Linked DNA regions of Homo sapiens: region 1 is linked to region 2. Evidence: chromatin contacts called from ENCODE Hi-C or POLR2A ChIA-PET data. All regions are on one chromosome and are shown on one strand. Each heading gives the region's core, a stretch centred on a gene start or an enhancer-like site at or near the end of the contact. The rest is flanking DNA. Distances are from core to core; before and after follow the strand shown. Region 1 has its middle 20 kb from the start of LINC02613. Region 2 holds the start of GALM (galactose mutarotase).

Region 1 (2,700 bases), core at 168-2,667, 130 kb before region 2:
GCATGAGCCACTGTGCCCGGCCTTTCCTCTGATTTCTATGGCACCTATCACCATGGTATGCAGGTACTCACATCAAATCTGTTTTTAAGTTCAAAACAGAGCCATATGTGGGAAGACGCATTTCTCTTCTGAAGCCTTATCTCTGAAGCTGAGCTTGGAGTGAAGTGACAGGCGGAACCGACTCCTTGGAGGATGGAATCTTGAGGTTTTATGTGGGAGCAGAAGAGAAGCAAGCACCAAATATCTATCAAATGCCCACAGAGGGAAACACTGTAGTAGCTGCCTAGAGATTCAGTCCTGCTCAAGTTTCCCTGCTCAGATCTCAGGCGCAATTTTGAGAAATGTTCTTCTTCCTCAGTGGATGACCTCACCCTTTATGGGGAGGCGTGCCCATACGCACAATAACACAGTACTCATAAAGTCCAAGAGAGGCCGGTCCAGGCCTTGGCCAGGGAAGCATCCATGGACTTGGGCGTTCGTTGCAGAATGTTCAGACAGGTCTGGATGAGGGGTGAGGCCCTGCCTTGGAGGGGCTGCCCTCCCTCTGTGGCACGGAAGCCCTGCTGCCTGTGACAGGAGGCGACTGCACCTCACCCGCGGCCTGTATGCTGCAGGACCCAGCGAAGAGCTTCCTTAGCTTGCAGCTGTGCAGACACTAGGAAAGGGAGCACCTACCAGGGAGATTTGCCTTCTTGGTCCGGTAGCAAATGCAGTCCCGCCGGCCCACCTGGTACAGGTAGGACGTTCCGCAGGCCTTCCAGATCTCCTTGGCAGGTTTATGGGCGAGAGAAAGCGGTTCCCAGCCTCCTGCCCTGATGCGGCTGCACCTTCTGGACCACCGTGAACACTCTGCCCCCTGCCAGGCCCCCAAAATACTCTTCTGTCTCTACAGTTGTGCCACCTTTCCCCAGCACCAGGGAGCAGCTCGGCAGGACCAGGCTCTGGGGGTCAGCACATGCGTTCTTCACAAGCGTAAGAGGGCTGTCGTGAGGGAAAAAAAAATGGCATTATATGACGTCATTCCAGCTTTCATACCCTTTCTGGAAATAAGTGATGATATAAAGAAATAGACATAGATTATGTACACACATACATGAAGGGTAAGTACTTGGAAATGTTAAAGAGTTCGTTTTAAAAGTCCTTAGGCAGCACCCCTTTCTCAAGTTAATTCCCACTTGATCAAAGGTGGAGCTGCGGGCTCCGAGGAGGCGCGGTCAGGGTGGCAGGCCTGGGCTGCGCGGACCGCGAGCGAGCCTCCTGGGTCTCCCTCCTTAGCGGAGAAGATCCTCCAGGCTAAGGTCCAAGGCCCATCTCCCTTGGGGTTGTGGCCGCCCACCTCCTCCCCGCCACCCTGGGCTTTGGCTTTGTCCTCAACCACGCCCCGGGAGTGCGCGGAGCGGTCGCAGTTCTGTTAGCCAGGGTTGCGTTCCCACCGCGAAGGCCCGGGCGCGCGCTGCTGTGGATCGAGTCTGGGGCTCCGGCCACCAGGTGGCGCCACACGGCTACCTGCGCGCCGCTCTGAGGCGGTCGGATCGCCGCGGTGCAAAGGACCCAAGACCGGGGGTAACCGGTCACCCGAGCCGACCCACCGCCCGCACTGCCGAGGCTCAGGCGCCCCAGTTCGGTGCCAAGAGGCACGCCCCGGGGCCAACCTGGACAGGTAGCTTCAGCAAAATTGCCGGACAGTTAAAAAAAAAAAAGTTTCCACCCCACCCCCCACTCCCAAATCAATTCAAAAATAAAAATTAAACTGTGGGCTGGGCGCGTCTGAAACCCCGTCTCTACAAAAAATACAAAAATTAGCCGGGCTTGGTGGCGTGCACCTGTAATCCCAGCTACTCAAGAGGCCGAGGCAGGAGAATCGCTTGAACCTGGGAGCGGAGGTTGCAGTGAGCCGAGATCACACCGCTCCACTCCGGCCTGGGCAACAGAGCAAGACTCCGTCTCAAAAAAAAAAAAAAAAAAAAAAAAAGTTAAACTGTGGTGGGGAAAGTTGTTGGCGACAATACAGACCCGCATGGATACAGGCAGCGGGGAGCATGAGTTCTGGAGCCAAAATTGCTGAGTTCAAATCCTGTTTAATGACCTTGGGTGCGTTATTTAACCCCGTATATAACCCCATTACCTCATCTGCACATGCAAATAATTTACTTAGAACTCACGTCATGAATTGTTGACAGGAATTAAATGAGTTGATACACCATATATATTTATACGTGTGTGTTTTACATATTTAATGTAAGTGCATATAAATGTATGTATGCATATAATCATATGCATGTATAATATACAAAATTATGTACATATATAACATATATGCCTAGTACATAGTAAGCACCAGTGTTAGCTATATTTTATGCATTTATATATTTATTCGTTATGCAAGTTCTATGAATTATTAATTTTTAAAAACATTTTCACTCAAAAGAAAGACACTATTGGGGTTTAACCTTTTTTTTTTTTTTTAATTTATTTTTGAGATGGAGTATCTCTCTTTCCCCCGGGCTGGAGGACAGTGGCATGATCTCGGCTCACTGCAAACTCCGTGTTCTGGTTTCAAGCAATTCTCCTGCCTCAGCCTTCCAACTAGCTGGGATTACAGGCGCCCGCCACCATGCCCAGCTAATTTCTGTATTTTTAGTAGAGATGGGGTTTCACCGCGTTGGCCAGGCCGGTCTTGAACTCCTGACCTTGTGATCC
Region 2 (2,700 bases), core at 80-2,579:
CCAGAGGTGGGGACTGGGAATATGCATTTTAAATGTCCTCAGCAAATTCTGAGACACAATCAAGCAAGACAATTATTTAATAACCTTAGTGTCTTTCCTCTCCAACTGTACATACCTGAAGACTCCATCCTACTTGTAGAAAAGGAGATAACAAAGGTTCAGTACCTGGCATTTACAAGGACCTCAATCAATACTTGTTCCCTGAATCCCTTCTTAAAGGAACTGTGGACTTCAGGAGCCAGAAGACACCAGAGGTCCCTTTCCAGTCCCTTGAAGTAAAATAAGTCTGAGGCTGTCTCTAATCACCTCCGCACACCGAGGGCCTAATCCATCTACCTGACCCTGTCTGGTCCAAGCTCCTCGAGGCTGGCACAGCTTTGGCCGTCAGGAGAGCCTTCTGGGCAGTGGCTCTAACAGAACCATGTCCAGGACTTCATCCGTGGGACAAAAAGAGTGAATCTTCAGTAAGTCTGTGTGCAGAGAAGCCTGAGATGATTTACCTCATTTCTAAGCTACTACTGTACTTTGTTGTTGTTGTTGTTGTTGTTTTGAGACGGAGTCTCGCTCTGTCACTCAGGCTGGAGTGCAGTGGCGTGATCTCGGCTCACTGCAAGCTCCGCCTCACGGGTTCACGCCATTCTCCTGCCTCAGCCTCCCGAGTAGCTGGGACTACAGGCCCCCACCACCACTCCCAGCTAATTTTTTTTTTTTTTTTTTTTTTTTTTTTTTTTTGTATTTTTAGTAGAGGCGGGGTTTCACCGTGTTAGCCAGGAAGGTCTCAATCTCCTGACCTCGTGATCCGCCTGCCTCGGTCTCCCAAAGTGCTGGGATTACAGGCGTGAGCCACCGAGCCGGCCAACTACTGCTGTACTTCTTACCCCCTGTATCAAAGAGTTAAAATCTAATTTTTTCCCAAGATCGGTCTCACTGTAAGTCTGCTATCTGTATTTTCCCATTCTTCGTCTGATAGCCACCGACATTAATGACCAGCTCATTACATGTTGAGGTGTGGGGAGATGGGGGTAGAACCCCGTCAACCCAGGATTCGAGTTTAGAAAGACTACAAGCCCCAAAATGCAATTTCACCTCCCAAAAACTACCATTCCCAACATGCAATGCAACCAGGACGAGCCAAGGAAAAAAAGTACAAGTGTGGCTGCAAAGTTTGCCCCTCTTGTTACCCTCAGGCAAATGATTGATTTAGAAAGGCCCCAGGGGCTATTTTTTGCAGGAACGGTCACTCCCTAAATCCAGGCAGGGAAAGGGAGGAGTCTGAGCCGAGTCACGCCCCTTCTCCTGTAAACTTGGGTCGCCTCTAGCTTAGCGAGCGCTGGAGTTTGAAGAGCGGGCAGTGGCTGCACACGCCAAACTTTCCCTATGGCTTCGGTGACCAGGGCCGTGTTTGGAGAGCTGCCCTCGGGAGGAGGGACAGTGGAGAAGTTCCAGCTGCAGTCAGACCTCTTGAGAGTGGACATCATCTCCTGGGGCTGCACGATCACAGCCCTAGAGGTCAAAGACAGGCAGGGGAGAGCCTCGGACGTGGTGCTTGGCTTCGCCGAGTTGGAAGGTGGGTTGAACTGTGCCCTGGGCTGCGAGCAGGCCCCAGGCCCACGCTACATACCTCCCGGATCTAGCGGGCCACTTGCAATGCGAGGGACCAAGGGGGAAAGTCGCCTAGCTTGGGACCGTCTGACTTGCAAGCGCATGCATCATAGAGGGCCGTGTGGCCATCCAGCATTTGGGAAAAACTGTAATAAATAAACTATGGCAGTTGGCCTCTGGTTATCCGTTCAGGCTTTGCCCCAGTTAACGTAAAAGGTCAGCTGATGGTATGATACACTTCAGCGATCCTGGAGCGATCTTTGAACTGCCTAATCTTTGAACTGCCTGATACCTGGAGAAGGCTGGAGAGGAAAGAGCAGGCAAGAGGGGGTGTGGCTCCCACTTCTTCCCTTCTGAAGAAGGAAATTCAAATACTTGCCTCTTCTACTTCCTTCTTCCTTGATCAGATTCTCTTTGAGGCCTGGTTGTCTCAGAAATGCTCCACTAAGCTCAGTGGTTGCCTAGTACACCAGCTACCCAATAACCATTTAGGAACAAAATAGAGAAGACCAACTCAGTGTCTTCTCAGAGATCAGGTCTCCTACCAACTAGGATGGACTTTTATCCCAGAATCCATGGGCAATTAGGATCAGGCATTAATTAATACATTTGACAACTCTATTAATCCGATGACCTCATTAAACAGGACAGACAAGGTCCCCACTCTTGCGGTTTGGCTGGGGAGATAGACTTTAACTCAGTAATTGCATAAATAAAGAATGACAATTGCAGCTTGATTGCAGCAAAGGAAAATGTACATCATGCTCTCTTAGCACCATGGTGTAACTAGACAGAAAATGAGGTGTGAAATAAAGCTGGCAAAGGGAAACTGAGAGTTAATACTCTCTGCTCAGTGGTTGGGGCGTAGACAAATTCTGCTGGAGAGGAGGTTTGAGGTTTTCCTTTTGGTGTGTCATTCTGTCTGTTTGGTTCTTCCGATACGTAAGATATGTAACTTGGCTCATGGTTACATGTTGGCCAGACCAGCCTGGCCAGCATGGTGAAACCCTGTCTCTACTAAAAATACAAAAAAATTAGCTGAGCATGGTGGCACGTGCCTGTAATCCCAGCTAGTCAGGAGGCTGAGGCAGGAGAATA

What was found. A loop is a pair of places that touch in the nucleus more often than their neighbours do. ChIA-PET counts read pairs that join two places held with the same protein, here RNA polymerase II (POLR2A). Pooled maps may share reads with other maps.
Region 1: a pooled map shows a loop between it and region 2 (5-fold over the local background). The contact joins the enhancer-like site here to the promoter of GALM in region 2. A Hi-C loop is called at or near these places in 1 of 168 maps with a recorded cell type or tissue (naive thymus-derived CD4-positive, alpha-beta T cell), 2 of 37 single-sample maps with no recorded cell type and 12 of 50 pooled maps. POLR2A ChIA-PET finds 5 or more read pairs at or near these places in 6 of 52 experiments (B cell, CD4-positive, alpha-beta T cell, HepG2 and 3 more).

Annotation. Positions count from the first base shown.
Region 1 is chr2:38,534,779-38,537,478 of GRCh38, forward strand. No RefSeq gene overlaps it. Among named protein-coding and RNA genes, the nearest start is that of LINC02613, 20 kb to the left of the region's middle. RefSeq lists an enhancer at 1,185-1,795 and a silencer at 1,379-1,438. Within about 2 kb of position 1,418, at least 9 of the 41 ENCODE cell types and tissues checked have a DNase peak (open chromatin) inside an H3K27ac peak, as active enhancers do.
Region 2 is chr2:38,664,785-38,667,484 of GRCh38, forward strand. GALM (galactose mutarotase) reads left to right here and starts at 1,330. Exons shown (of 7, transcript NM_138801.3): 1 at 1,330-1,567. The coding sequence starts at 1,378. RefSeq lists enhancers at 1,082-1,594, 1,595-2,107.